Linked DNA regions of Mus musculus: all the other regions are linked to region 1. A link is a loop called in an ENCODE intact Hi-C map of the cell type or tissue named here. Cell type or tissue: heart. All regions are shown on one strand. Region 1 holds the start of Ptpn12 (protein tyrosine phosphatase, non-receptor type 12). Region 2 overlaps Gsap (gamma-secretase activating protein). Region 3 holds the start of Gsap (gamma-secretase activating protein). Region 4 overlaps Ccdc146 (coiled-coil domain containing 146). Region 5 holds the start of Rsbn1l (round spermatid basic protein 1-like). Region 6 holds the start of Gm42222 (a long non-coding RNA gene).

The links. Peaks named below come from ENCODE experiments on the same cell type or tissue, not always from the same donor. Only the 100,000 strongest peaks of a DNase experiment are listed, where the experiment ranks them.
Region 2: a loop joins it to region 1, with 2.5 times the contacts of the local background. A loop is called at or near these places in 8 of 42 quality-filtered maps.
Region 3: it touches region 1 in a loop (2.2-fold over the local background); 5 of 42 quality-filtered maps call a loop at or near these places.
Region 4: a loop joins it to region 1, with 2.7 times the contacts of the local background. A loop is called at or near these places in 4 of 42 quality-filtered maps.
Region 5: a loop joins it to region 1, with 8 times the contacts of the local background. A loop is called at or near these places in 15 of 42 quality-filtered maps.
Region 6: a loop joins it to region 1, with 9 times the contacts of the local background. A loop is called at or near these places in 10 of 42 quality-filtered maps.

The regions. Positions count from the first base shown.
Region 1 is chr5:21,054,206-21,059,205 of GRCm38, forward strand. Ptpn12 (protein tyrosine phosphatase, non-receptor type 12) reads right to left here and starts at 1,706. Exons shown (of 18, transcript NM_011203.3): 1 at 1,444-1,706. The coding sequence starts at 1,542. Gm42221 (a long non-coding RNA gene) reads left to right here and starts at 1,862. Exons shown (of 4, transcript XR_880864.3): 1 at 1,862-2,266. In heart, CTCF peaks have their summits at 388 and 2,198; DNase peaks (open chromatin) are centred at 386 and 1,986; H3K4me3 peaks cover 3,322 bases; H3K27ac peaks cover 2,835 bases.
Region 2 is chr5:21,250,084-21,255,083 of GRCm38, forward strand. Gsap (gamma-secretase activating protein) reads left to right here. Exons shown (of 31, transcript NM_175437.3): 15 at 658-750; 16 at 856-1,073; 17 at 3,287-3,356; 18 at 3,876-3,958. Among named protein-coding and RNA genes, the nearest start is that of Gsap, 66 kb to the left of the region's middle. In heart, no CTCF peak of the experiment used is centred here; no DNase peak of the experiment used is centred here.
Region 3 is chr5:21,183,335-21,188,334 of GRCm38, forward strand. Gsap (gamma-secretase activating protein) reads left to right here and starts at 2,933. Exons shown (of 31, transcript NM_175437.3): 1 at 2,933-3,125. The coding sequence starts at 3,029. In heart, no CTCF peak of the experiment used is centred here; a DNase peak (open chromatin) is centred at 2,917; H3K4me3 peaks cover 1,381 bases; H3K27ac peaks cover 752 bases; H3K27me3 peaks cover 570 bases.
Region 4 is chr5:21,418,106-21,423,105 of GRCm38, forward strand. All of the region lies in intron 1 of Ccdc146 (coiled-coil domain containing 146), which reads right to left. Among named protein-coding and RNA genes, the nearest start is that of Ccdc146, 4.1 kb to the right of the region's middle. In heart, a CTCF peak has its summit at 2,722 (motif pointing left); no DNase peak of the experiment used is centred here.
Region 5 is chr5:20,949,516-20,954,515 of GRCm38, forward strand. It overlaps Rsbn1l (round spermatid basic protein 1-like), which reads right to left and starts at 2,307. Exons shown (of 8, transcript NM_001080977.1): 1 at 1,742-2,307. The coding sequence starts at 2,270. A630072M18Rik (RIKEN cDNA A630072M18 gene) reads left to right here and starts at 1,474. Exons shown (of 1, transcript NR_030699.1): 1 at 1,474-5,000. In heart, no CTCF peak of the experiment used is centred here; DNase peaks (open chromatin) are centred at 1,406, 1,526 and 2,376; H3K4me3 peaks cover 3,509 bases; H3K27ac peaks cover 2,862 bases.
Region 6 is chr5:21,137,854-21,142,853 of GRCm38, forward strand. Gm42222 (a long non-coding RNA gene) reads left to right here and starts at 246. Exons shown (of 3, transcript XR_880865.1): 1 at 246-290; 2 at 1,486-1,576. In heart, CTCF peaks have their summits at 2,022 and 3,632 (motif pointing left); DNase peaks (open chromatin) are centred at 1,908 and 3,598; H3K4me3 peaks cover 271 bases; H3K27ac peaks cover 1,921 bases.

The sequences.
Region 1 (5,000 bases):
CTAACAGTCTACTTTTCAAGCCATTAACAATTTTAACACTAAAGTTTTACTAGACAGAAATCTCTTTAAAATGTGAACACCCACTTCAGTACTAAAAATCACTTCATTTGCACTTTAAATAAAAACTAGCAAATGTTTCGTAGCCACTCATTTTTATAGACCTCAACTGCATATGGCTTTTCATAACCAAATTTCAGATGAACTGATTATTCTTAGAAGTGCACCTTGTCCAGAGCAAAATTTTCCCTAGTTCATTTGCTATTCCCAACCCCCGCTAAAGAGCGAAGGACTTCCCAAAGTCCCATTTCCTTTTCCATTCCCCAGACCTCCAGGGTTTACAACGCCCCAGTCTTGCGCAACATCCGTAGGAGCAGCAGCCGCAACCACCGCCTCCAAAGCCGGGAAACAACCCTAGAGGGAACATTGTCCAACAGAAAAATAAAAGGAGCGAGGAGGGGGTAATGTAGGAAGTCAGCTTCTGGTCCCACGCCTTCGGAATTGATACCCTCTCTCCAATTATGCACCTAGAGAAATTTCACATACTAGACTTTTAACCCCCACCTCCACTCACTCAAGCCTGCCTACACAAGCAGAGGGCGGAAAGGGGGGTGGCGGAAAAGGGGGGACGGGAAGGTTATCTCCCAGGGCTTCAGCCCATATAGTCGCCTCCACCCTACCATGACTATTGTTCCCAGCTTCCCCACCCCCACCCCGGATAGGAAGTGATAGTCACATCCCCTCCGGCTTCGGCAATATCCCCTCAAGTCCGGAGTGAGCTTCCTTCAGGATAACCCCCATCCACACTGATATCCCCCTCCCTTTTCGATCTAAAGTCACACTGGCCTCACAGCCACCTCAAACCTGGGTCTCAGGACGAAAAGAAACCTGACCAGATAAATGGAGATCAGGTAAACCATGAGATTCCTTATGGTCAAGCCTCTGGCAAGCGCTGAGCTAATAACTGTGAACCCAGACACGGAGTCGTCCTGCCGTCCACTCGGACCAAGGCCGGCATCCGTACAGGGACCCAGCGAGTTAATGCTCTACACCCTCGCTCTCCGGCAGCCTCGAGCCGCTCCGCTGGCCGCAGCCAGACAGCTCGCCTCGACCCTCCCCGGAGGGGCAGGCGGGGAAGGCAGGCGTGGGAAGGCGAGCCCGCACTCCAGCCGCCGCCGCCCGGCCGGGGAGACAATAGGTAGTCGCGGGCGGCGGGGCCGGAGCGGGCTGGGCCGGGGAGCGCAGGTAGCGGCCGCGGAAAAGAGAGGCTGAGGGGCGGGGGTGACCTCGCCTCCCGCAAGCTCGCCGACGGCGCTCGCGGCTGGGCGCGCGCCCCGCGCCTGTCCTCGCACCGCACACAAAGCGCTGGCAGCCCCGACCGACCGGGAGAGGCGAGGGGAGCTCGGCGGCTGGCGACACGAGGCGCCGGCGAGAACGGACACTCACCATGAAGTCCCGGGCGAAGTTGTCCTCCCCATTGTGATCCGGACTCTTCATGGCCTGGACCCTCTGGATGAACCTCCTCAGGATCTCCACTTGCTCCATCCTCCCGCGTCCCCCCCGCCGCCCGCCCGCGCGCCGCAGCGCCCGCTCCGTCTTCCCCAGCTCGCTCCGGCCCGCCCTCCCTCCCCGCCGCGCCAGGCGGCTGCGGCTGCGGCGGCACCGGCCGGGCTCCCCGCGCAACTTAAAGAGCAGCGTCGCTTTCCCCTACTACGAGGCGAGCCGCGGGCTAGCGCCGGCCCCAACCCCCAGCCTGCCCCATCCTCCTTCCCCGCCCTCCTCAGTCCGAGACGCCGCCGCCTCAGGAACACGGCTCTCAGTTCGCCCTGCCCCCTTCCCGGTTCTGCCTCCCCCCCCACCCCCCACCAGCAGCCGCAGCCGCCTCTCCCCACGGGCGCGCCCCCGCCGCCACCCAGACGCGCGGGCTCGTACGGCGGCCCCGCCCCAGAGCGAAGACCCAGCCGCCCCCGCACGCCCGCCCGGGCCCGCCCCCGCCCGCTCTGAGTGGCTGGAAGCCGCTTCCGGGGCGTGGCCCTCTCCTAGGGCGCTCGCCGCTCGCTGCGGTGAGGCTGGCTTCTGGTGGACGTCCTACGTCTGGAAGCCCGGCCAAGCCCAGTGGGTCAGACAGTAAACTTCAGATGGGGCTTGCGGCCTCCGGGTTTGGCGGGGAGGGAAAGCTGATTCCAAAAGTGCTTCAGCGCTACTGCCGGCCGCGGGCTGGGACTACAAGACCCGCCTGCAGGAGTGCCCGGAGCAGGGTGGGACAGAGGTATGCTGGGAACTGTAGTAGAGCCTTCACCTTCGCTTTACGAATGCCTTGGTGAGGGTCTCCCAAGGCTTTGGCACTTTGGCTAGGAGAAGCCAATAGTTTCCAGAGTGAAAGGGTTTACTCTTCGCAATCTTTCTAATCCCAGTGAGGGAAAGCTCTTAATTCGTAATGCATCTTTCTCATTGCACCTTTTTTTGCCAAGAGGAAGACAATATTGCTTCCTATCTTTAAATTCTCACGGTTTCAGAGTTGAATGGGTGACATTCTTTCGTAGAATAGAATTTGTGACTCTTAGCAGACAGAGAGCGTGCTGATGCAATCTGTCCTTTCATAAATAGAAATGATTTGTCCAAAGTTCACCCCCCCAACATGTTCATGTGGAGTCAGAACTAAAACGCAGGTTCTTTTACTTTGACTCTAACTTTTACTTTTTCTCGAAAGGACGAGAGTTTGTAGTAGTACACAGTTGCACAACTGAGGGATTTGATCCATGGACTGACTTTGGTCACCTACACCCACAAACAAAAAACATGTTTTCACAGAACAGGCTGCCAGGAAATATGCTTAAGATAGGAAATATCAATGCAGGAAACATTTCCTAAACCGATATTTGGCCGCACTGTGAAATTTAATTAAAAAGAAAATCGAAGACAACACATGTGAGTAGCAATATACAGTTACACTTTAAAATAAAATACAGGAAATAATGCATCTGATATGTACCAACTCACTTCTCTCAAAGCATTTCAAGAGATGCTTTCCATACTAAAATAAACTTTTGAAAGGAGTGTCTGTAGTAATTTAACCCACTACACAGGCTAAATTTCACTGAATGTAAGCAAAAGATTCAGGCTCGATGGGGACAAATAGGTAAATGGCAGAAATGCTTTAACTTTTATTTATGTCTCTATATTTTGGGTTCTCTCAGCCAGGGTCTCACTCAGTAACCCAGGCTGGCATGGCTGTCTTCCTGCCTCAGCCTCACAAGTGCTGGGAGCATAGACATGGGCCACAGTGATCACCTACACTTTTGATATAGCCAAGAATGTAAAAACCAGTTAGTGATTAGCAAACAGTATACGTGTGTGCTTTATACCAACTATTGGCAGTCTCATGGGTAACAGGCTGGGTCTCATTTGCCCTAGTGTTTTGTAGGGCATATTTTTTCCATATGATCTATTTTATGTATATGAGTACATAAAATAAATATTTTAAAAAAGATTTATGTATATGAGTACATAAAATAAATACATATATTTAAAAAAAAGATTTTATATATATATGAGTACACTGTCTCTGTCTTCAGACACACCAGAAGATGGCATCAGATTCTATTACAGATGATTGTGAGCCACCATGTGGTTGCTGGGAATTGAACTCAGGACCTCTGGAAGAGCAGCCAGTGCCCTTAACCACTGAGCCATCTCCAGCCTTTTATTACAATTATACAAATTATACAAAATAATGAATTTGATTATGGTATCTCACACATGCATGCCAACCCTTTGTTCATATTCATCTTCCCATAGCCCTTTCTTGGCCACCCTTTTACCCTTCCCCGTCCCAGGTTTCCCTCTTGTAAATATATTTGGGAGATCATCAAATGGCTCAGTGCTTTCTGCCAAGCCTGGTGACCTGCTGGTTCCCCGCAAAAAGAGAACTTTTCTCATGTTGACCTCTATGCACCCACCTCCTCCCCCACACAAGTAAATGTATTTTTAAAAAAATTCTAGACTATCCTAAATATATTTGGGTCTTCTTTCAATCTACATGTCTTTTGAGACACTCAAAATATGAAGGGCTATGTGGTGTGTGTGTGTGATACAAAAATGTTTTAGGAGAACTCTTTTACCTAAGAAGTATATAGCTTTAGAAGACAAAAAAAAAATTGTTTGTGAATGCCAAATGAGAGGTTAAGAGCAAATGTCTAATCATCATGGGAAGAGCATTCCAGAGCAAGCCGGGAGAGAACCAGTAGTCTCAGGACAATTAAGTTTGAACAGGAAGGAGAACACCCAGGCAAGAGAAGGGGTGAGACAAAGGTTGAGAGCAGCAGAGCGGAAGTCTAAATAGATGTTGTATACATATATGGCTCCACAGTAGACTGGTCTCCAGAAAGAGCCCACTTAGGTATGGATTCATACTTGGTACTATGGACATGAGCAACCACCAAAGGGTTCTGATGTTAGAAGTCCACTGAAATTGAGAAAAATATAACCTGGCTTTTTAAAAAATAACTTGTGAATTAATAGAGGGAAGATGAAATGAGAGCTACCAGGAAGCAGTGCATGGAGCAACGGAAACTGGCCTAGATGTCAAAGCTCAAGTACAAAGACCTAGATGGAAGGAGAGAGTACAGAACCCAGCTGACATGGGATAAACAGGAAGGCTGGATAGAAAATGATGAAAGTTAGGGCTGGGGACATAGCTCAGTGATAGACACCTGTATACCATCCATGAAACCTTAGCATCACACACAATTAAGGTAAGACAAAACTCACAACTTTCTATGAAGCTATTTTTTAAAATAAAAACAATTTATGTATTTTGACATGGAATTGTCCTAAATTTCTATTTGTTGCCAGGAAAATAAGGTACATTTAGGATATACTGTTTATGCTTTTGTTTAGAATTAAAATGAGTGTAAAATGTTTGTATAATGAAATCATTTCTTTCTGAAGAGTACTTCAAAACCTATTGCCTGTGGCTGCCTCTAGAAGGGCCATGAGAATTT
Region 2 (5,000 bases), 200 kb after region 1:
TTTAAGGAGAGGAGTCCAGCTAGTTCTTTTATGAATTTCACTACTCTGTTTTTCTGAGATCCTAGGAGTCTGTTATTATATTTTGTTTCAATTTGGGTACATATGTTCTGATTATGCAAATATTATAGTGTAGAAATTGTGAAGGTGCCAACTCTAGGTGCTAGGGACACAAGAAAACCACCACCAACTGCACAATGTCAAGGCTCCCAGAGACACACTCTTGATAAATACTGCATTTCATAGCTTCCTCAAGCCATCAGAAAGATGAAGAAAATTCCCATTACACGCTATCCCCGGCATGTCACACTAAGGAGCCCTTCCTGTTGCTTGATTGTTTTACTCTAATTTCCTTCCAGATCACTTAGATTCACATAAAGCTACTGTTGACTCAGAAACAAAACTCTAGGTATAAACAAAACAGCCATGTCTTAAGTGTACAGAGTGTGAGGCACACACAAAGCCAATCAGACCTGGCTTCTAAAGAGAAGATACCCTATGGGTCCTACTACGTGCTACTGGTAACAAACAAACAAACAAATGTGCTACTTTGTTCTATTCAGAGAAAAGCATGTTGTCCTGGGATTTCTCTGCACCTGGATAAATTGTATCAAGTGTGGATGGTGGATGGTGGATAACTCCAATCTCTCTTTACTGCAGGCTACTTTGTGGCTGTTTACTCCCCTGGCCATTTCCTTCATTTACTTAACATTCAGCATCCAGACTTGGTCTGCCACAGTCTGTTTCTGACAGGTAAGGTTGTAGCTTATGTCTCCAGGACGCTCTGCCTAGGCTTGCTCTGACTGAGGTGAGGTCTTCTATTTGGTGATCTGCTCTTTCGCTTTTTCTGTTTGTTAGGAAACAACAAAATAGCTGCTGTGCTACCTCCAAGTCCTTTGCAGTCCCTGCCGGGGTCCCTGGTTCTGGACTGCTATTCTGGAAAGGTCTATAGAGTAACCCTTGACCAGTCATACTTGTTGCGGTTCCTATGGAACGCCCATCTCGACTGTGAGAGAATGGCTGCACTGCACTGTATACTATCCTGTAGTCAAGACCCAGGTTTCCCGGAAGAACAGGTGAGAAGATTGCTGGAGCTTAAAAACGGGCAGCAGGCGACACTAAGTGCACTTACTTAGTGCTTTGAGACGATCAGAAGTTGGTTTTTGCTCTGTAACTGTCTTTGCTTGAGCATAGTCTTCCTCGGTGCTTCCTCTTTGGTTGGCTCTGTGCCGGACCTCAGCTGTGAAGGTGCATCTATTTGTCTTTTGACAGTTGTTCCCTGTACCCATCAATTCAGGTAACTTAGATCAGCTCTGGCTTAATACTATTAAATGGAGAAGCCCCCAAAGAAGCAAATCTTAACATTTAAGTGGCATGCTCTTCTAAGTCGTGTGATGACAGCTGTGACATCCTGCTCCACCTGGCCTGGATCACTTTGTCCAGTGTATTCACATTGAATTTTCTACCTGTTCGTTCCTCATGTAGCAATTTCCTTGTTACTAGATCACTATCATAGTACTGTGTGCTACACAGTAAGTTTGATGATATCTTGGATTATAGAATTAATTCCAGAGGCAGGTGAATCTCTCAGTTCAAGGCCAGCCTGGTGGTCTACAGAGTGAGTTCCAAGACAGCCAGGGCTATACAGGGCTATACCCTGTCTCGAAAAACAAAACAAAACCAAAAACAAACAAACAAACAAAAAACAAAAGCAAAAAAAATTAATTCCTGTCCCAACCTTCTCAGAAGAAACAAACACCAAAAGTCTAAGAACTTGTGGCAAATATTTATTACATTTTAATGAGGTAGCTTACTTTGTATCACACGCTGCCACTTATAAAGCACTATTTTGTCATTTACTTTTTGAAGCTATTCTAAAAAGTCAGGAAAATTCTCTAATCAATCAGTGGTGACTGGGGTTAGTAGTTGGATAGTAGTTGAAAAAACACACTTAAAAAAAAAACATATACATTTATTTGTTTACCTTTAGTGTAGACCAAGGCCTGTTCTTTATGAATGAGCTAAATAAACTTCAGCCATTCTTTTTCCATAAAACCAATACTCTGATTTCCTGTCCTCCCTGAAAGGTTTGTGCATGTGGATACATATTCACATGTGTCTTCATGGGTGTACATACATGTGTGTGCATGTACATCTATGTGTATGTACGTAGAAGGCCAAAAGTAACATTGGGTGTCTTCTTCAGGCAATATCCACATTAGTTTTTGAGACAGGGTTTCTTTAAACCTGGAGTTTGCTTTTCTGCTAGGCTGGCCAGTCCTCTTGCCTCTGCCCAGCATTGGGGTTATAGACATGTGCTGCACCCCCATTTTAATGTGAGTTCTAGGGATCATGCTTGCATGGAAGTCACCTCACCCACTGAGTCTTCTCCTTGGCCTCTAAACATTTTATTTCTAAGGAGATCAATAATGTAGAGAACAGTGTAGACTTGCCTTTACCCACTTTCTGTGGCTGTTTCTTCTACATCTAGTCATTTAGTGTTTCATTTACTGTTTTAGTCTTGCCATGTCATAGAAACGTAATTTTGAATCTTGCCACAATATGCAACTTTTACTGATGCAATCTGCGTTGAACTTGTTTGTAGACATTTTGATTAAACTGCCTATGTAAAAATAAGTACAACTGGCACAGTAGATTTAGAATAAAACATCCCGTTGAGAGTGAGCTATGGCTGGGCATGTCTCCCCTCAGTCATCAAGTAAAAGGTAAGGACGTCTTTCTTCTAGCAGTTGAATGGAGGGGTAGAACTTGTGTGAGAAGCTGCTGATACGATGGGTTACTTCTGTCAGCTGAGAGAGAAGCACAGAGGCACTCCTCATGTAAGTGGTAAAATGGTGTTCATTTATAGGCTGCCCTGGAATTTAACTGCAGGCTGCTGTCTGTAAGTCCAGTGGATTTGTTGTGCATTGCTCCTATGTCCAGTAGAACTCTTGATGGGTACTTTGTATAACACCACCCATTCTTGAAAAAAAATGCATATTGGGTTGAGGAAGGTTCTTCTGGAGACTACCCAAAGGGTTCTGTTAAAAGAATATCTGCAAATAACCTTATTTACAGTACTATCATACTCAGCCAGGACTATAGTGGTTTCTTAAGCTAGAAGTAGGTATATTTTCAGGCCACTCCAAAATAAATGTAGAATTTTAAGACTTCATTCATTATATATCACATATTTATGCATATATATTATACATTGCATATTTTTGTATTATTTTGGTGGGACATAGTACAGATTTAAAAGCCAACAGAGTGGCCTTTCTTTTTAAAGATTATCCAGTGGATTTCGGAGCATGTCTCTGCTTGCCATTCATTTGACCTCATTCAAGAATTTCTAATTGGTAAGTGTTGCTGATGCTGCACTGTAAGCTGTATGTTCAACCCTTCGCTTGAGGGAAATCAGTAAGTTGATAATGAGTGCTTCTGTCAAAATGCTGATTAGGAGGTTTTGTTTTTTTTTTTGTTTTTTGTTTTTTTTTAACTTCATTGCAATCAGTGGCTAATGAAATTTCATTCTCTTGTGGATTTTGCAAAAAGTTGTGGTTTCCAGAGACCAATGAGATAAAGATCAGATTTTGATTCTATAACCTTATTAACAAAAATTTCAGTAAAATGCATCTTTCTTAGCCTGGTTTTATATTGGTTGGCTATGTATGACTGGCATCATGTCATCTGTGTGGAAACAGAACCAAATGATTGAAAAATGCTATTCTCATTGTAAAAGGAGCACCTGAACATTTTAAGCTGTAGATAAAATCATAATGGTTAACCCCCAGAGACATGAATGAGGTGGTGAGAACTCACGGTTTGCTGGATTTGGTTAAATCACTATGCCGACTTCTCTGTTTCTAATGTCTCAGCTTCCTCCTATTGGAGTGTGTATGCAGAGCTGGACGACATGGGCATGCTCCTACAATACTCCTCTGTGCTGACTTGGAACACAGTAAGTGACAAAATCTCGGTGCTCACCACTGTGGGAAGGGGGAGATCATTCCTGTTACGGTGACCAGCTTTATAATTTCACTTCTGTTTTGACTGACAAGCAGCTGAAGTGAAATTTCTTGTCAGATGGGTATAAACAACCAGAAAACTCAAAATCTAACTGCTGTAAAATCTGGAGCATTTTAAAGGTTAATATGGTGCCACATATGAAAAATTTATCCTATGTGGTAAAATCCTATATACATACATGCATATATTCTGAAATGCATATGCAAAAGGAGTATTATTGTGTTAGTAAAAGTTGGATGCTTTGGGAACACTCAAAGGCATATTTCTAAAGTGTGTGTGTGTGTTTTGAAAGACATTTCATGTTTAGATTTCTCTTTTCTCACTAAAAGACCTCATGTATATGAAGGATTTCAAAATCTAAAATTTTTTAAAAGCCAAATCTGATTCACTTGTGCCACTAAGCCCCTTGGCCAAGGATGCTCTGTCCGCAGTAACTCTCTTCCATTGGCTGGAAGTATTTACATAAAGCAATAGGCTTGATGTGGCAGACACAGGGTGGCTGTCACTCTTCTGGCAGGCAGAACAGAACCTCAGTGATCATATTTTATAAAAGGACACTTTTACTCCTTCATTCACCAGTTTCAAGTATTTAATAGGTTTTATGAATGAGTAATAGCTAGACCACTGTGGTAATACTTGGTACAGTTTGACTTTTGGGACCCCTTTTCTTGTTTTTTATAAAGATTTATAAAGAAAATTAGGCAACTCAAAAGCTTCAGGGCGAAGCAAAGTGATGCTTCCTGTTGGTCTAGACGCCTTTACGGTAGGCGGTGATGCACTAGAGTGCTGTTCTGTGAGAGGCGGCCTGCAGCACCTGCCTCTTCCCCTTTCAGGTAGATGGTGGAGTAGTGTGCTTGGTCATGAAGCAGGAGGTATATTAAGAAGGTATTCAGAGCATTACATTTAATTTAGGCAACAGACATTGGGAAATACATACTAAATTGTGACACTTTTCACTTTGTATTTTGCTTAAG
Region 3 (5,000 bases), 130 kb after region 1:
TCCCTTTTGTTACCTGTGCTCACAGATGTGCCAGCACTTCAGAGAAACCAGCTCCCTCCTGGAGGAATTTGGGTATCCCCTTCCCACTTCTATGCTGGAAATGGTGATTAGCTGATCTTCCCTTTTGTTACCTGTGCTCACAGATGTGCCAGCACTTCAGAGAAACCAGCTCCCTCCTGGAGGAATTTGGGTATCCCCTTCCCACTTCTATGCTGGAAATGGTGATTAGCTGATCTTGTCGAGATCTTGTGCAGCCAACCACAGCTGCAGTAAGTCATGAGAGTAGTCATGTCATGTCCAGCCATCCTCACCTCTGGCTTTTCCTCAATGGTCCTTAAGCTTTGGGGAGATAAGAAGTGATCTAGATGTCTCACTTGTAGCCGAGCACGCCACAGACTCTCATTCTCTGCACTTTGATGAGTGTGTGTTTCTGCATTAATCACCATCTACTGCACAAAGAAACTTCTCAGGTGAGGTCAGAGAGTATGGGTATAGCTTAGAAAGCTGTTTGCTACTATGCCATTTAGCAAAATAATGGTAGTAGGTTCATTTATGGGGCCCATGAGCCCCTCAACTTTGCATTCTTGGTTAGATTTACTGTACCCAACATGGATTGCCTGCCGTAGAGACAGAAAGCCATTGGATCCCTTAAAACATTTAGGCCATGATTATACCTGTGTTCAGTGCCTGAAGTATATAATTTTTATGGTTCTAATTTTATCTGATTTTAAGGTCCACCATGGTTTATTTTAAGTTTCTGAATGACCATGGTGATCCATAGCAGCTCTGTGGTACTTGGCTACAGCTTTCCCCCATCTTGGTTATTCTTTCTTGGCCTCTTCACTTTTCTTAAACTTAGTTATTTTCAGTTTCTATACAAGCAAGAGAATCTTAACTTCAGAATTCTTTCTTAGTTCAAATAGTGGAGTGGAACCTTTAAATTGAATATATCTGTTAAATAAGCTATTTCCCATAAATAACCAGCCCATCTTACTTGACAAAAACAAACCTGTAAACATAAAGACTGTAAACTATCAACAGGCTCCATTTGTTATAAAATCTTATAGTGGCTCCTCATGTCTCCAGTATCTTCCCCTGTATCCACAATCAATATTAGCATTAAATTTCTCTTAAAATTATATGCAAGTTATGGTGGTAGTGAGCAATAGAATTCTACTCCAAATTAGCTACTACCTTCCTCTGAGAGATAATCTCTAGAGGAAAATCAAGACTTCTACACTTATCAAGTGTTTTTCAAACTCAGGGGAAACACTTCTGAGCCTTGTTCAGTTCCAAGCCAGAAAACTCTGCCCTCTAAGACAGTTCCTCAGGTAACTCTGGTACCTGCAGTTGTGAAAGCCTAATTTTGAGATGTAAGAGAAAAGCATTTTATAGCCTATTAATACCACTAAGCTACTAATACTACTAATATTTATACTTTCTTCCACGGTGCCCTGTTTGGCCATTGGTGGGACAGAAGAACTATCTCAAGACTCAGATTTGGTTTTTAATCTCAAAAGTCTACCTCAGGTGAAATGAAGTCCATTAGCAATGCCACTCTTGGGTTAAGAAGGTCACTGTGGGCTGTGCTGTAGAGGTTGTGTGGAACCAGGTCTGGGAGCAACTGGAGATTGTTCTAGGTTAGTGGTTCTCAACCAGTGAGTCTCGAAAGGGGTAGGTATTCTCTTTCATGGGGGTTATCTAAGACCTTCAGAAAACACATATTTACATTATGATTCATAACAGTAGCAAAATTACAATTAGGAAGTAACAGTGAAAAACATTTTTGTTTGGTTACAACATGAGGTGTATTAAACATGAGGTGTATTAAACATGAGGTGTATTAAACATGAGGTGTATTAAACATGAGGTGTATTAAACATGAGGTGTATTAAGCATGAGGTGTATTAAACATGAGGTGTATTAAACATGAGGTGTATTAAACATGAGGTGTATTAAACGGTGGCAGCATTAGGAAGGTTCAGAACCACTGAACAGAAGGAAGGTATGAATAACCAGAATCCGTATGAATAGCCAGATTAGTTGGGAGTTCAAGTTCTAGTTACCAGGCACCAGCACTGGGTAAAGACTAGGCAGTGTTCTGCTTTGAGATATGGAGCTGGCTGAGTGTTTGTTTTTGAGATCAGGACTCATTCTCTAGCCCAAGCTGGCCATGACCTCCAAGCTAGTCTCCTAAGTGCAAAGCTGATAGGCATGAGACATTATGTCGGCTAAGGCTATTTCAGTTTTAGCAACAGTAATTACCTGCTGTTGCTGTACAGAACGGATGGCATCTCACAGGGCCAAGTTTATTGAGCACTCCTCAAGCAGAGTAAGCCAGAGTGATAGAACGAAAACACCAGGCGTACTTATAGTGGAATAGATGGACTTGGGAAGGAACCCAAGAAGAATGAACGTGCCTATAGACAAACCTCGTGGGAGGCCACTTGCGGACAAGCCAGCTTCCTCAAGCATGACTGAAAGGTAAAGAGAACCCAGACTGTGCTAAGCTAACCGTCCTTAGTGTCATTTAACAGCACCCTGTAGTTTACCCACTCCCTGCTGCTGTTTATTACCTAAACACTATAGCTGAAACATCACCCTGTGCAGCAGAGCTAAGGAGAATTGGCCCGTATGCCAGCTGCCTTTGTGTAACCTCGAGTCTCCTCAGGTGACCTGGCCCTAGCTAAGTGGCTGCGTGGGGGAATGACCTGGGACTAAAGAAAACCTGCCCTCCGCTTCGCACGGCTGTCCCCAAGTCCAGTCTGGAAGCTGCTGGCTTTGTCACCCCTTCGGGCCCTGCCACAGTTCCCTGCCAGCGCCAGCGGCAGGGGAGGCGTTGTCTCTGGGGTAGGGAGAAGTGCTCCCCGGCGTAGGCCTGGAAGGGGCGGTGCTCGGGATCCTCGGGGCTGGACCGCCCAGAACCCTGAACCGAAAGCAGCCTGGGGAGGCGGGGAGGAAGGAGAGGTGGTTGTAGGCTGAGAGGTGTAAGCCCGCCCGGAATGCCCGCCGCTGCTGCTTGGGAGCCATGGCTCTGCGGCTGGTCACTCACTTCGATGTGCTGGAGGACGTGCTCCCGAGTCTGCTCACACAGGCGGCGACAACGGACGAAGGAGACAGAGCAGGTGCTGGACGCGGGTCCTGGAGGGGGCGGCCGGGGCTGGTCACCCGAAGTCCCATAGAGGCTCTGGGTTGAGGGGGCACCGTCCCTGCGGGCACATCTTGGGGCTGCCCAAGCCTGTGCAATGAGTGGTACCCAATGTGTCACCACAGAGAGGGGAGGGTGGGGTGGAGGTGGCGTAGCGGGATGGTTCCCTCTCGCTTGCCTCCTGGGCTCAGCTAGGATCAGGACAAAGTATAGGGTGACTTAACCAGCATGAATCGTGATGGTCAAAAAAGGACCATTTAAGTATCTTAGCAATTACATTGCTTGCCCCAGCGAGGATGCTGACCATTCTTAGCGTCAATATGTTTTTAAAAAGGAGAGTTCAGTGGTTTAACCTTTTTTCTTTTCTTTTCTCTTCTTTTTGTTAATAAGACGTTTTCTGTGTATCTGTGGAACAATCTGTATCTCTGATGGCTTAGGGGGAATTTCCCATCAGATGTGAGTAGAGAGGGTAGGGTGCTCTTTCAGGCTGCACGCAGGGAACTGAGGGTTCACGGGTTCTAAAGACAAAGCAGCAGCTTGCTCAAGAGCCATCAAGCACTCCCCTAAACCCACCCCACCCCACCTCACCTCACCCCTGCACGGCAAGCAGTACCAAGGCAGGGATATTCAGCTTCCTGCCTTCCCAGGTCAGTTGGAACTTGTTTCTGATGCTTGAGGCTCTTCTGGTGAGGAAGTGGAAAATGACTTTTGTGTGTTCCCAGAATTGATTCACTTAAAAGAAGAGCATCTGTAATTTAAGATATGTTTTTCTTTTCTTTTCTTTTCTTTTCTTTTCTTTTCTTTTCTTTTCTTTTCTTTTCTTTTCTTTTCTTTTTTCTCTCCTCTCCCCTCCCCTCCCCTCCCCTCCCCTCCCCTCCCCTACAGGTGGCTGTAGGATGGAAATGGAGTCAACAACAGCTTGAGGGGGAAGAGGCCAGGTTTCATTATTGTGCCTACTCTTGGTGCTGTGTTGAACTTTGGGAGTATGGTTTCTCCTGAAACAAAATGAGAAAATATTCACAAAAAATCAAAACAGTAACATAAATACTTTAACATCTCTAAATAGTAATTTAAAAGGAAACCATGTATATATTATCCAGCTACAAAGTGAGCAGTAGCAGGACTGTTGAGGGCTTGTGTGTATGCACCTCATGATTCTTCATCTGAGTACCTCGGAGGTCTGAATATTTATAGAGCATTCTTTCCATTTTATTTGTAGCTTTAGACCCATTTTTATCTGAATTTCAAGTGAATAAAAGCATAGGCTCTCTTTTTTCTTTAATCTCTTCTCAGTATCGTGAGATTGATTCAGGCTCACTGACAACACAGAAGTCAGTCCTTTCCAGGTGTGGACTGTCCTTTCCAGATGTGGACTGTCCTTTCCAGGTGTCGACTGTCCTTTCCAGGTGTGGACTGTCCTTTCCAGGTGTGGACTGTCCTTTCCAAGTGTGGACTGTCCTTCTGAGGAAGAGCCTTCCCTCAGTGTAATAAGCACGTTCAGCTCCTTCAGTTTCCCTCAAGTACCTGCATCCAGTGAGGCATTACAGTAGAGAATAAAATGCCTGTCAGGTTTTACTCAGTATGCGACTCTTCAAAATCAGGCTGAGTTCTGGAGCTCCAACCCCACCCCCTCCTCAAGCTTCAGGGTCATCTGTAGTTTACAGGTGTAATCCCATAGGGCTAAGCATTTCCTGGGAAACACTGCTTCACAGGGAACCCAGCTTTACTTAGCATTTCTCTTGGCAGACAGGGGAGGGGGTGACATTTGGGAGCTCCCTGGGTTTGCCATTCCAGCCAGCATCTTTACTAAATGTCTTGTGTTGCTTTGGCACTACTTAAAAAAAAAGTGCAA
Region 4 (5,000 bases), 360 kb after region 1:
TGAAAACTGGTCAGACTGTTTCTGATATGTTGGATTTGTTGGGTAATTTTTGCTTGGATGTTGAATGTTTTAAATACTATTCTGTAAAGCTCTGGGTCTCCTTAAGACTTACTCAGTTTGTTTGCTGTTTATAGCCATGCAGTTTAGTTACACTCAGACCACAATTATCTGCCTTCTGTGGAGAGTGGTTGTAATGTTTTCTTTCCAAAGCCTTTGTTATGTGGAATGACTTTTTATATAAATGCAAAATTCAAAGTTGTCTTGAGAGCTGGGTGTTTTACTGCTGTCAACTTCTTCAAGTCTTAATTAAATTTTTGGCTGTCTTCCATGTTTATGCAGAGGTGAAGCCCATTTTGGGTGTTTGTAGAGATCAGATGTAAAATCAAGCATCATTTTCCCGAGGTCTCATATGAAATTCCCTTGTAACTCTTCCTAGCTTGTTGTGGTTCCTTTGAACCTGAGAGACCAGGTTCTCACATAACCTTACCTTATGTTGTCATTTAGTGCCCAATATTTCAGTCCCACAAGGCCAAGTAGCAAGAAAAAAGAAAAGAGCACGGGTATCCCCTATATCTTCACCCCACCCCAGTCCCCACCCTTTTTCTCTATTAAAGGCTCAGTGTCTGTCGTACTTTTGGGTGTCTGTATGACCTGACAATGCCAGTGCAAATTTGAGTGGAACTGGCCTTGGGGCAGGACCAACAGAACAAAAGCAAACCGGATTTCCCTCCAATTTCTGCATCTGAGTAGTCTTTTGGTCCTCATTTCAGTTCAGCCCACAGGAAGGACACAAAATAAACAGAGGAAAAAAAAAAACCCACAACGAAAGTATCTTAATTCTTAAATTGAGATTTTGCAAAAATATGTTCAGTTCATTATACATTTCCTTTTACCTTATAGTTTGCATTCATTTCCTATATGAATGAGCTAGTTTATTTTTAAAAAGCTAAAACCTAAAGACAAATGAAATGGTTAAAAATTAAAAACTTTCCCATGACCAGAAAACTAAAAGGCTTTGAATGAAGCTGCTCCTCACCAGCCAGGAGGGAATCATCCTAACTTAGTTGTGAAAGGACTTCCTCAACAGTTAACTCCTATTGGAGATGGGAGACCAATAACAGATATAGAGGCCATGGTAGGAAAGAAAGCCCAAGAGAGGGAGACCACAAAAGAGAAACAGCAACATGTAAGTTGTACACAGTGTAACTGAATTTCAAAACAGTTCAAAGATGTAACATTGAAACTAAAAAAGAACTACAACACACAGGGCAATTTTAAAGAGAAAGCAGATTTGTAGAAAAACCAAATCAACCCCCCAAAAGAAGACACAGCCATTAGGAAGAAAATGTGGGGTTAGAGAAATGGCCTAGTGGTTGCTTTTGAAGAGAACCTGGGTTGGATTCCCAGAATCCACATGAGAGCTCTCAGGGGATCTGACACCCTTTTCTGATCTTTGTAGGCACCAGACACTCATATGGTACCTAGCATAGCCACACATTCAAGCAAAGCATCCAAACACATAAGAAAAAATAAACCTAATTTAAAAACTAAGAAAACCCTATAGGGACATTCCATACAAGATTAGCTAAAACTAGGAAAGAATTAGCAGACGTGAACACAGATTTGAGTACACAATCCAGGATGATGTACAAAGACTGAAGAGATGCACAGCATGCAAACACAGCTAAGGGGCACACATGAGAGAGTGCAAATTTCACACATATCCAGATATTTGGCTAAAGAGATGGCTTAGCAGTTAAGGGCACTGAGTTCCAGTGGTTCTGAGTTCAATTCCCAGCACCCACATGGTGGCTCACAATCATTTAGAATAAGTTCTGATGCCCTCCTCTGGCATGCCAGCGTATATGCAGATAGAGCACTGATATACATACATAAAATAAATAAATCCAAAAAACAAAACCAAGAAAGTGGATTTATTTTTGAGAAAAACAAATAAAAGCAAACCACAATACCAATTAATTCTCTCAGAAAGAAAAAAGATGGAACACTTTCCTCCTAATTTACCCTGATACCTAAAAGAAGAAAAAATGTCAAAGAAAATTTCAGGCTAATAGCTCATATAAAATAAAATACAAAAATTCTCATTGATCCATTAGTTGAATCTACCAACTTATACAGAAAAGATCACAACATGATTAAAGCTCATCCAGGGAAGGAAAAATGGTTCAATATTTAAATTATTCTGAGATATCACCACACCACAGTCCATTTCAAAACGACCATCTGGTCATCTCAATACAAACAGAAAAAATCATTTAAAATATAATATCACTCAAATAAAAAGTAAACCAGGAGTTAAATATCTTCAAAGGGGCATTGGAAAATTGTGCAGCCAACATCACGGTTGACTGTGAGATGCCAAACGCTTCCCCTGAAGTTTTAAATTGGCCAGCGAGCTCAGCTGATTCACAATTCACAGGTATGGTTAGCCTGGCAGTTTCACAAGGTGATTCCAAGTGGGTCCACCTGCGTATTCATTATATATTCTCAGAAGTGATAGCTCTTAGGTTTCTGAGTGTATTATTGTCTTATAAGAATAACAGAAACTGCAGAAGTTTTTTTGTTTGTTTTAAACATTATCTGTAATTCAGAATCGAGCACAGTTTGGTGGCCTTCATCCCTTTAACTGAGCTACTTAATCCTTGGTCTGATTACCTTTTCTTCTGAAAACTCTTCTGCCCTCTGCTGTCCATGAATTGAACATAAAGTAATAACAAAGTCACCACCTTTCACATTGATTTGGTAGGAGATTCTCTACACAACTGCATTTATGTTTGGATGCTAAGAAATTCCCTACATTTCTAAGACAGCCTTAGGCAACAGTACACACTAAGAAGGCCTTACTGTTTCTCTTCATTAAAAATGCCAAACATGATCACTACTGATAACATGCAAATGATGTAATCATCTAACCTCGTGGCTTAGAGATAGATAGCCATCATTATAAGGTGGTGTGCATCCTTCTGGAATTGTTTCTGTGATGTAATTCTATATTAAATATATTATTGCCGTTACAGAATTGAGATTGAACTAATACACAAAGGTTACTAAGTACTCTATTACCCAATATTATATTATGGATTATTTCAGGATATTATTTTTAGATTTCTTTATAATATTACAAATATAAAATTTATTTAAGCATTACTCTCTCATTTAGGGGCACTTAGATTTTTAAATTATTTCAAACTCTTTTAAGTGTTTGGCTTCAGACTCCAAGACAAGGGAGTGAGGTGCATATTTTAACATATCAAAGCAGATGTGGCCTCCAGGTTCTCCCAACATCCCTCAGTCCCTTCCTGGCATATCCTGCCTCCACCCCTGAAGTTTGCAGCCCAGGGGCTGGGCTGCCCTTCCCCCAGGGGCTCTTCCCTATATAATCCAGACATTTTCCTCTCTCTCTCTCTCTCTCTCTCTCTCTCTCTCTCTGTGTGTGTGTGTGTGTGTGTGTGTGTGTGTGTTTGTGTGTGTGTGTGTGTGTGTGTGTGTGTGTGGTGTGTGTGTGTGTGTGTGCTCTTTCTTTCCCTCTCTCCCCCTTCCTTGGGGTCAATGAACTTGCCCACCCAAGAGCAATAAACCGGAATTTAATATAATCTAATCTGGGTTGAATTGGCTCATCTCACCAGCAGAGAAATAATTTATTAATAAGTAGTCCTACAAAACAAAAAAATCTTGTACATTTGTAATTTAATGCTCTCATCCCCCCAGAACCACAGTTTTGGGGGTCATAATGGCTTCATCTTGTTTTTCTGAATCTTGTTTCTTCAGCTGTCATGCAGGGAGAAGAATAACTATCCTTCTTAATAGCTTTTTGTGAGAAAACCGTGAGATGGTACACGGGAACATACTTTGAAAACTATATCACTCACTTTTACAGGTAGACAAGTTTGATACTGACTAGCTTGTTAGGCATTGGTAACTAATATCTTACGTCACTCTTAATCTCTACCAGATTCTCGGGTTCCACCCTCATAAAAGCAGGAAGGTAGTCTTTCAGTACGTTTTAGTTCCTTTGCTTGAAAGTAATGAAATAATGACCGTGTCACAGATATCATGATGGCTCAGTTGTCAGTTCTATTAAGTTATTTTTCCTCAGAAAAGGAAAAGTGACTATAGGAACAGGATGATTTATTAAGGATGCATATTCGGCCCAAATATATGCAGCACGTCCACAGCAAATCAGAGCGCAGTTTCAACTTGCTTGTGCCTCTTTCAAATGTCAAAGTATGACTCTTGGGTTTTCATTTAAAAAAGATAACTTGAAGGCTCGTCTGAGTACGTACGTCCACATGGGACACAAAGCCAATGGCGCTACTCACTGAGTGAGCACTTGCTTATCATAAAGTCTATCTTATAGCCTACTGAGGCAGGAGAGAAACACGGGAACATGATGGAGAACTGGGAATAAAAGGAGCCCTCATTCCAGAGCCTGACCAGTGTGTCTCACCAGCTGAAGATGAAGAGTTCTAACACAGCTGTCAACATTATCGATGAGGATCACCAGTCTCTTACATAGTGATACTTTCAAGTTACATTGTTGAAGGAGCAATGGATCACATGTAAGGCCTAAATATATGTGTTCTTTCTTCTTTCTCAGCTATAAACCAACAGTTTTCTAGAAATCTTACCCAAAACCCTACTTCTAGTAAAGGACATGTTTTAATTCCCTTTTACAATTCTTGTGACACACAGTTTTATTTTAGGACTGTAACCCAATCCAAGACATCTCTAGAGTAATCCTATAATCTCACTTATTGAAAAAGAAGAAGAAGAGAAAGGTTTTAAAGAAGTTTCTTAGAGAAATCCTTTGAGGCATAACATGAGAGTCAGCAAAAGAGTGACTCTGGAGCACTTCTGCTAAGTCACTTAGGGCAAGCTCAAGGGAGCTTACACCTGTGCTCTTGGGTGTGTCTCTTTCTCTCCCTGTGTGATCAGTCACCTCTAGCAACCCCTGTGCTCTTAAACCCTTGTTTAAAATC
Region 5 (5,000 bases), 100 kb before region 1:
TTAAGTCTGAGGGATTACTACATTTATTGGAAGGGCACACTAGTGTCACAGCTGACCTATGGAGATCAGAGGACAACATATGGAGAGCTGATTCTCCCCATCTTAGGGACCCTGGGAATTAAAATCAGGTGGTCAAGCTACACAGTAAGTGCCTGAACCATCTTAACGTTCCCAAACGGATTTTTTTTTTCCTTTCAGTTCTGCATCTTGTCTTTATTCTGCCTCACGAACATGGTCAATTAGCTTTACAGACTTTCTAAGTCATGGGGAAATAACCTTGGATTTGGGCAAAACAAAATTGATCTTTCCATTTTAACCTTCCCAAATAGATTTTAAATGTTAGTTAAGACTGTAAAAAATCACCATTAACAGACATCTCACTAAGTCATATAGATATATCGATATATCTCACATTTTAGGCCGGTACTATCACCACTCAAAAACTCCAACAATGTAATACCTACACTCACTTCTGCAGAGAACTCAGGAAAAGCAAAAGCGCAGCTTACCCAAGGAAGAATGATACCAAACTGCACATGGACAGACTCTGCAGCATTTTATAACTTAAATCTTATATTTAACCACTGCAACATAGAGATTTAAAATACTAACCATCTAGAACTCCTAAGCAGAAGGAAACTAAATTTCATCCTCAAAGCATTCCTAAGGCAATGCTCCAACTCCCTAGGAGAGCGTTACACTGGGAACAAGGGTACACCGAACCATTAGCTTGGCTTAGATGTTAGCATTCTTTTACATTGTGAATGATGAACTTTTCTATTCAGATAATTTTTCAAGATCTAAGGTACCATTAGATCAGCAAGGTTACTGGCATTTCACCAGCATTCCAAAACAGAACGGAATACTTCACAACAATGTGTGACAATGACAACGTATATTTATATAACCTCGTGATCACCTAAAGATCTACTTTCCAACCCATATCCACTTTGTATTAGTCAGATCTCTACATATCCACAGATGACTAGAATGACCCCTCATTTTAAAGAAAATACGGAAAACTCTGCTAGCTTACATTACAAAAGAAAACTGAAAAACAGTTGGGAATTCCCCCCCCCCACCCCACCCCACCCCCGGCAGAAACACTCTGAAGCCACTTGATCTGGCCAAAAGACGTCAAAACATCCGATTTTATCATTTGCTGAACGAGAAAGAAAGAAGAAAAAAAAAAAAAAAGAATATGGCTGAAAGCTTCTGAAGGGTAGTATTTAAAACAGGACCACGCAAAACACTTTAACAATATGGAATGTGGGCACCTCAGAAACCGCACACTTGGTGCCCTGCGCACGACCTCATCTCCCTAGTAGGGATGAAACATCCTGGTCCCCGTGGTCCCTGGGAGCTTCCAGCTTCCGCCAATACACCCGACCACCCACTTTTTTTTTTTTTTTTTTTTGGACAGGATATTCTGGCGTTGGAAGCTGCGTCGCAAACATGAATTTCCTGCGATCCAGTCCGATCCCTTTCGTAATCTTTAAAAGACCTGTTCTCTTCTGCCTCCCCAGCCAAAAACACACCGGGGAGCGGGGTCCTCTAGACCCACTCCTTCACGCGCGTCCTGCTGCGCGTTAACTGGAAGGCGAAACCGACACCGAAAACCAGGAGTTTCAGCCATCCCCCCGGTCGGCGACCGAAACTCCAGGCTCCATTTACTTCTGGCCCCGCGGAAGGCTGCAGCCCCGCCGGCCGCCGGCGCTCCCCTCCCCCGCGCGGCACCCACCTCGCGGCAGCGGCTTCGCCTCGCCGTTCTCATCCCGGGCGGCGGCGCCGAGGCCGTGCTGCCTCCGCTTCTCCTTCTCGCGCTTCTCCTTGGGTCTGCGCGGCTTGGCGGCGGCCGGCGGAGCGACGGGCGGGAGCAGGACGCGGTGAGGCTGAGCGTGCAGCAGCGAGGGAGTGACCAGCAGTTTGCGCGGCAGCGGCTGAGACGAGGAAGCGGAGGCTGAGGAGACGCTCGGGCTGGCGGAGAAAGAGTAACAGCTCCGAGAGGTGGACGAGGAGGAGGCGGCGGGCCGAGCCGCGAAGCTCCACGCCGCCGGGCTGCCGAAGCTCTGGGGCTGCAGCTGCCCGCCGTTCCCGCCGCTGCCCCCCTCCCCGTTCACTCTCCGCGGCGCCTTCTTCTCCTCGGTGCGAACCTTCTTGGCAGACATAGAGCCCGGCGGCTCCCGCGAGGAAGGCTGTACTTTGCCAGATGCTTCCTTCTCAGAGAGGAGAGCCACGGCGCCGCGAGCTGGGTTCGGCGGTTCCGCCATTTTGCGCTCCTGTTGTATTTACTCTCCGCCGCTCCCCGGAGCGGGGGCGCGGGGCGGGGTGCCTAGGTCCAGGCCGAGCTCCCATTGGGCGCGCTAAACTGAGAGATCCCGGAACAAACCAATCAAAGACGCGGACAGAAGCCGTCGGGGTGGGGTCACCGAGCGGACCTTCATTTGGAGGTCAGAGGTCTTTTCGGCGCGGCTGATGGAGAGCTCGCTGAGAAGGGAGGATCTCCCGACCGTCGCTCGGGAGCCCCGAATCTGCCCGGACCGAGGTAGCGCTGCCGTTCGCTCAAAGACTTTGCCTTGTTTGTACCGCTCTCTCTTTTTACCTTGAGGTGGCTTGGGTCCCTTCTGCAGGTTCTGAAAAACGAGTTCTGGGTTGCTCGTCTCGGAGAAAATTTGTCGAGAGTCCGATCAGCAAAGGCAGAAATGGTGAAAAGTTGCCTTATTTTAACTAAGGTCGTAAAAGTTCGTACTTTAAAAGAGAGTTTTCTGCAGAGCTGGAACTTGGATCACTTCCGATCGTGAAGATAAAAATCACCCACCGTTTGGAGGCTTTAAATTGAGCTTGAGTGCTAAAGGTTTTCACTTTAATTATTCTTTAAACGACACCAGGAAAAAGCCACTAGCGGTGTTTGTAAATGTTTGAAAATGCAGTTAGAGTTCTGTATTTCAGAGTCAGCGCTATGAAACTTCGCCAAGCATGTACCTTGATTTTTATCTCAAAAGATAAGGAATTTGGGGGAATGGGTTACAACACAGTTCAAGCTTTAGACAAGAGCATGCCTTAAAGTCTTAGATCTTTTGTGAGATTAGAATGTAAAGATAACACATGATCATATTAGCTCAGCAAGAAAAAGGAGTTTTCTGATCCCCTAAGAGGGACATTAGCAGTTACTTTCCGCAGCTAACAGTTGCCTTTCAGGAAACTGCAATGGTCTGTTGTTACTCCTCTTTTACTCCAAACCCACTTCTTTAGGACTCGGTGAGGGGAACACATCAAAATCTAACGCTGTTTGTAAATACATTTTTCTTTTTTTGGTTGGTTGGTTGGTTCGTTTGTTTTTTGAGTCATAGTCTTCCAATATTGTCCTGGCTGTCCTGTAAACCAGCCTGGCCTCGAACTCAAATCTTCCTGCATTTGCCCAACTCCCTTTCCCCCAGTGCTGGAATTAAAGAAAGGTGTGTACCACTGCATCTGTCCTCATTGTTTTTAGTTTTTAGAAGTAAATTGTTAATATATAGAGTATTCCCTGAAGCTAGACCCAGAGAGACAAATTTTGCATATTTTCTCTAATGTGTGTAATCTAGTTTTAAAAACACACACACAACATAAAAATAGAAGGGAAATGGGAAAAAGAAAGGTGATGAGCATAAGAAAGAAAGTCACTTCATCTCCCTCACCTGGGAATGAGTATGTCTACATCCAGGGCAGGGGATGAGGGAGTGGTGGTGTGACTGAGCAAATAAGGGTACAACATGGAAAGTGTTGGAATGAAACTGAACGCTAAGTAAGAAAACAAAAGGAAAAGGGGTTTCCTCTCTAGATTATCTAATTGGGACATTCATAACAGTGTCAGTTAGTCTAATGATTTTTTTTTAATTTTTTCGGTTTTTGAGACAGGGTTTCTCTGTATAGCCCTGGCTGTCCTGGAACTCACTCTAGACCAGGCTGGCCTCAAACTCAGAAATCCGCCTGTCTCTGCCTCCTAAGTGCTGGGATTAAGGGTGTGTGCCACTGCTGCAAGGCTCTAATGATCTTTTTAAAATGCATTTTTCTATTTTTTTCTCTTTTAGAAAGCATTTGCTTGTGCAGAGGGGAACAATGTCCGGGAGCAGAATTAATGATCTATTAAATAAAAACACATCTATGTTATGTCTGCATGGCAAAAATTAAATATCCAGCCAGACAGTGGTGGCTCACGCCCTTAATCCCAGCACTTGGGAGGCAGAGGCAGGCAGATTTCTGAGTTCGAGGCCAGCCTGATCTACAGAGTGAGATCCAGGACAGCCAGGGCTAAACAGAGAAACCCTGTCTCCAAAAACCAAAATAAATAAATAAATATCCTAGCAGAAAGCAGGTGCTGCAGTGAACTGGCCTGTCTTCCTGGGGAGTGGCATACAATGGGGGAAACGATAGGACTGGCAGTCACCCACTCACCAGCCTTGAGATTCTACTCAGGCCGCTTTGCCTGGGAAGCTCTCTGTTGTCTTATTTGGTAAATTTGACTACAAGGTTCCTCTATTCTTGATTTGCCATTTTCAAGATTTGCAGAATCACATTGTAACTGTTAAAGTTAAAATAATTTCTCAGCACACTGGAGGCAGATCTGCAGGCAAATCTCTGAATTCCGGGCTAACCTAGTCTACAGAGTGAGTTCCAGGACAGTCAAGGCTACAAAAAAAAAAAAAAAAAAAACCTCTGTCTCAAAACAAAACAAAACAAACAAACAAAAAGTAAGGAAACACTTAAAATAATTTACCGTCAGACATGGTGATACAGCCCTGTGCTCTCGGCATTTTAGAGGGAGCCACAAAAGGATCAGATCCCCAACTAACGGCATAGTAAACTCAGGCCAATATGGGCTACATGCATACCTATCTCAGAAACTGAAGCAAAGTACATTGTAAAGTAGTTTCCTTATTATTGTGTGTGTACTGCTGTTTGCCTCCATATGCATGTGTATATCACATATATGTCAGATGCCTGTGGAAGCCAGAAGAGAA
Region 6 (5,000 bases), 84 kb after region 1:
TTAATAATATATTTCAAGCATCAAAATTGGCATAATACAGTATAATTTTGTTGAGAAATTGGAATATAAATATGAACTAAAGAAGAAAAGATAATGATATGAAACTTGTGACAATAAAAAAGAGTTTGTGGGCTGGAGTCATAGATCCATGGGTAAGAACAGCTTAACATGATCTCAGTTTGAATCCCCATGACCCGCGTAGAAAACTGGGCATGGCTGTGTGTGCTGTCATTTCAGGGTTGAAGGGTGGAGACAAGCAGATCCCAGGAGCTTACTGGTGAGCCAAAATGGTGAGCTTTCATTTTAGCCGGAAACCCTATCTCAAGGGATAAACAGGATGATAAAGGATGTCAGCCTCCTCTGGCTTTTGCATGCATGCATTCATGTACCAGTGCATTCGTGTGTATGCATCACATACACACACACACACACACACACACACACACACACACTTGGGAGAATCTGTTCTTTCCTTTCCTCCATGATGTTGGTCCGTGGAGTCAAACTTGGGTAGTCAGACTTGGTAGCAAGCACCTTTGACTGCTGAGCTATCTCACTGGCTGGGCTTAATATATTTTTAAGAATATATGATGGTAAATTGTCTTAGTTAGGGTTTTACTGCTGTGAACAGACACCATGACCAAGGCAACTCTTATAAGGACAACATTTAGTTGGGACTAGCTTACAGTTCAGACTTTCAGTCTATTATTATCAAGGCAGGAGCATGGCAGCATCCAGGCAGGCATGGTGCAGGAGGAGCTGAGAGTTCTACATTTTGTTCTGAAGGCCAACAGGAGAAAACCAGCTTCCAGGCAGCTAAGATGAGGATGTTAAAGCCCATACCCACAGTGACACACTTCCTTGAACAAGGCCACACCTACAAATAGTGCCATTCTCTGGGATAAGCATATTTAAACCACCACAGAAGTGTAAGGCCAGCCTGGGATTCTTAATCTTTTGGCATATATGAGTGATCTAGTAGTTAATAGGTATTATACATCCCAAACCATGTCCCTTGCCATTAACTAAGTTTATGGTGAGGGCTGGAGAAATGGCTCAGAAGTTAAGAGTGTGTACTTCTCTTTCAGAGGACTTGAGCTCAATTCCTTTTTTTTTTTTTTTTTTTTGGTTTTTCGAGACAGGGTTTCTCTGTATAGCCCTGGCTGTCCTGGAGCTCACTTTGTAGACCAGGTTGGCCTCGAACTCAGAAATCCGCCTGCCTCTGCCTCCCGAGTGCTGGGATTAAAGGCATGCGCCACCAATTCCTAGTGTCCACATTAGATGACTCATATGGCCTTCCTGCTCCTGGAGGTCTGATGCATTTAACTTCCTTGGGCAGTCACTAAGCTCTTGTGCATGTGTTCACACAGAAACACGTACACACATACAAACACACACACAATTAAAAATAAAATAAATCTTTAAAAAACAAATGAAAATCTGAAAATGTGTGAGGGAATATAAAGGTTTTCAAATTGATTTTAGGAGCCGTGCCTGCAAAACTTGATGACATCTGTCTCAGCCATCATGCCTCAGATCTCAGGACCAAGTGGAACCCTGTCAGCATTGTCTACCAGTAAGATAACCTCCATTTATAGGCTTGCACCAATCTGTTTTATCCTCGTTAGTAAGCAGATCCTAAGGACTGCTACGTGGGAATCTCCATCATCAGCCACTACTCAGTAACAAAGGAAGAAAGCCTCTGAAATATTCAGCTTTAAATAGCTTCTAAGTGTAGATGACTCACAAGCCTAGAACTCGAGCCCAGGTCTCTTCTGTGCTTCAGATTTCGATTCCAAGCACACGTGACAGATTCATCTGGGATGTGGAAGCACTCTGCCCATATCAGGCCCATACTCATTTCTGGCACAGTTCCCTTCCTTGGCAACCAACCATGCTTCCTTCTCAGAGTCAGGCACCAGCGAGTGCCTCTGCCACTGCTCCAGTACAGATTGCGCAGCCACTCCTGGGTAATCCTGGGTGGGGAATGGGGGGTGGCGGTGGGGATGCTGTGCAGCAGACTGCTGAAAAGGAAAAGGAGCGCGGCCTCTGCTGTTGGCTTCCAACAGGGAATTCCTTTCCCCTGGAGCTCCGCTCCGTTTAGAAGATTTCACACATAGCTCTTCGTCCTTGCCTGTTCTTGCTTCAAGTTTCAGGTGACCTTGAGCCAAAGCTGGCGATGGCGGAGGGAAAAGAAAATGGAAAACCCCCTCCTTATTCAGCAAGATTTCAATTCTGGACTCCTTTCTCTGTATGCTTGTTGCCACTTCATTTGTATTTTATTTATTTAATCTTTTAAAGGTTTATTTTATTTTTTGTGTATGAGTGCCTTGCCTGTACGGATGCCTGTGTGACTGGTACCATCAGAGGTCAACAGAGGGGTCAGATCCTCAACTACAGGAGTTACAGATGGCTGTGAACCACCATGTAGGTGCTGGGAATTGAACCTGTGTTCTCTGCAAGGGCTGAGCCATTTTTCTAGCCACTTATTTTTATTTTTTAAATATTATTTTGGCTCTGGGAACTAGCTCTCTCTCTCTCTCTCTCTCTCTCTCTCTCTCTCTCTCTCTCTCTCTCTGTGTGTGTGTGTGTGTGTGTGTGTGTTACCTTCAAACTTTAAGGAGTCCTCCTGCCTCAACCTTTGAGTGCTGGAATTACAAGAATGCCCTGCCCTGCCAGGTGTTAGGATTAATCCCTGTATGGTTAGATTTCTCTTCAGAAAGATGGTAGTGGTTTATATTATTAAAATACATGAAAAGCTATCACACCCTTACTAGCAGTTCTTGCTTTTATTGCTAAGTCATTTCAGATGAGAACTGACACTTTGTTTTCAGCATGTATTTCTTTAATGGTGGTAAAGTGGGCTGTTTTCCATGGTCCCTGGCCGCTGTGTTCTCTCTCCTGCCAGTTGTCTACGCTCTGCATTATCTGTCTATTTTCTTCCGTGCCTGTATGCACTCCTTTTAAAACATTTAACATTTCATGTCCACTAGGAAAACCAGCCATGGGAATTAATAGAAGTGTAATAAAACTCTGTTTTCCCGTTCTGAGATGATTTCATTGTACTGTTTAATCTAGCTTTACCTGGGAGACTTTTGACAGAAGTCACATTAGCAACTAAAATGTAGAAAGACACCAACATCTAAATTAAGAAAATGACCCAAGATTTCTTTTTCCAACTCTAAAAAAATTTTTAAGCTGTGTATTTATTTTATTTTGTGTGTACGCATGTGTGCCAGAGTATGTGTGCCTTGTGTGGACAGGAGCCTGCGGAGGTCAGATTGTGTGGACAGGAGCCTGCGGAGGTCAGATTGTGTGGACAGGAGCCTGCGGAGGTCAGATTGTGTGGACAGGAGCCTGCGGAGGTCAGAAGCATTGACCTGGACCTGGAGTTACAGCTAGCTGTGGACCTGGAGTTACAGATAGCTGTGGACCTGGAGTTACAGATAGCTGTGGACCTGGAGTTACAGATAGCTGTGGGCTGTACGCGAATGCTTTGAATAAAGCCCTGTCCTCTGCAGGAGCAGGAAGCTCCTGTAACCCCTGAGCCCTCTCTAGCCTTTTGCAACTTTTAGCTAAGCATTGAAAGTGCTCTTCCCACCCTGCCTGCCCTCTGGTGGAGCTGCCAAATCAGACAAGCTGTGAAGGGGAACCGAGGAGACCAAAGTTAGCAGCAATGGCAACCACCCGAACAAGTAAAGCCACTGGCTGACCCACAAGAGACTTGTGTCTTGTTTTTTTCCGGGATTAAGTACCAGCAACAGTGTCTCTTCTCCTAAGAGTCTACCCTGACTAGTAGTTTTACACGGGTGCTTTTTCTTCTGGTGGTCTTGCTGACCTGGGAACTTTCCCCTGAGATCCAGCTGTGGAACAGAATTCAGGTTGCAAGGGTATGAGAAGTGGCTGACTGGTCTCCAGCTCTGGGAGAGGGAGGATGCCCCAACAGGACATCCGTGTAAGCCCCTCAGCTCCACACTAGCTTGCATTTCTGCACAGCAGAGTCAAGACCTGAATAGGTCTGGAGTGAATGCTCAGTGAGATAGCAGAGCCAGCCAGAGTGCTCTGTAAACAGTGAAGTGCACCAGGGTGCCAACCGGGTGGTGCTGACAGACAACCCCCCCCCCCCCGCCCCCGAATCAACATTTAACTCCACTAAGTTGTGTGTCTTAACAAGAGAAATAATCAGTATATCCTTCTAATCTTTAGCAAATAATGGGAGGCTTTGGTCTCAGATTCGTAAGAAAAGCAAATTATATGTCCCAATGTGACTCAGACCTGTGTGCAACTATCTAGATTCACTTTTATTTTTAATTATAGCACCAGCAGAGGGGAAGGTTTAAAATTACACCTTTCAGAACCAGTCATTATTTAGTGACTCTGCATTTCAAAGATATTGCTCATGCCTTTTAAAAAAATTACCATGTTCTATTATTATTGCCTTGGCCTAAATATAAATTTATTGTCAAAGTGGTGATAACTGGCTTTTGGAGTCCTATTTTTAAACGTTTTCACGAAGCTGTAATAATTTGGAAGATTTAAGTGAGCAAACATATTAAATGTTCAAGTTGCTTTTCCCTTTAATTCTGTGTGTCTGGGGATACATGTGAAACACAGAACGATATAGTGAGAGACGCAAGGCCTGTACTTCTTTTTCTCCCTCACACACAATCTTTCATCCATCTCTTACTCCCCACTACACTGGGTTATACTAGAAGAATAACAAACATGAAAACATATGAAACATAGCAAACACAGGTGCTTGCTCCAAGTCATTCTTACTTTTTACCAGGTAGTGGCAATAGCCTCCTGTCCTGTTCTTCTTAGGATATTCCTTTTTCTTTTCCTTTTTTTTTTTTTTTTTTTGAAACAGGGTCTCACAATGTAGGCCTGACTATGTAGACCAGGTTGGCCTCAAACTAGCAGAAACCAGAACCAGCCGGCCTCCCTCTGCCTCCTGTGTGCTTAGATGTAAAGGCTTATGTCGTTATGCTGCACCTTAG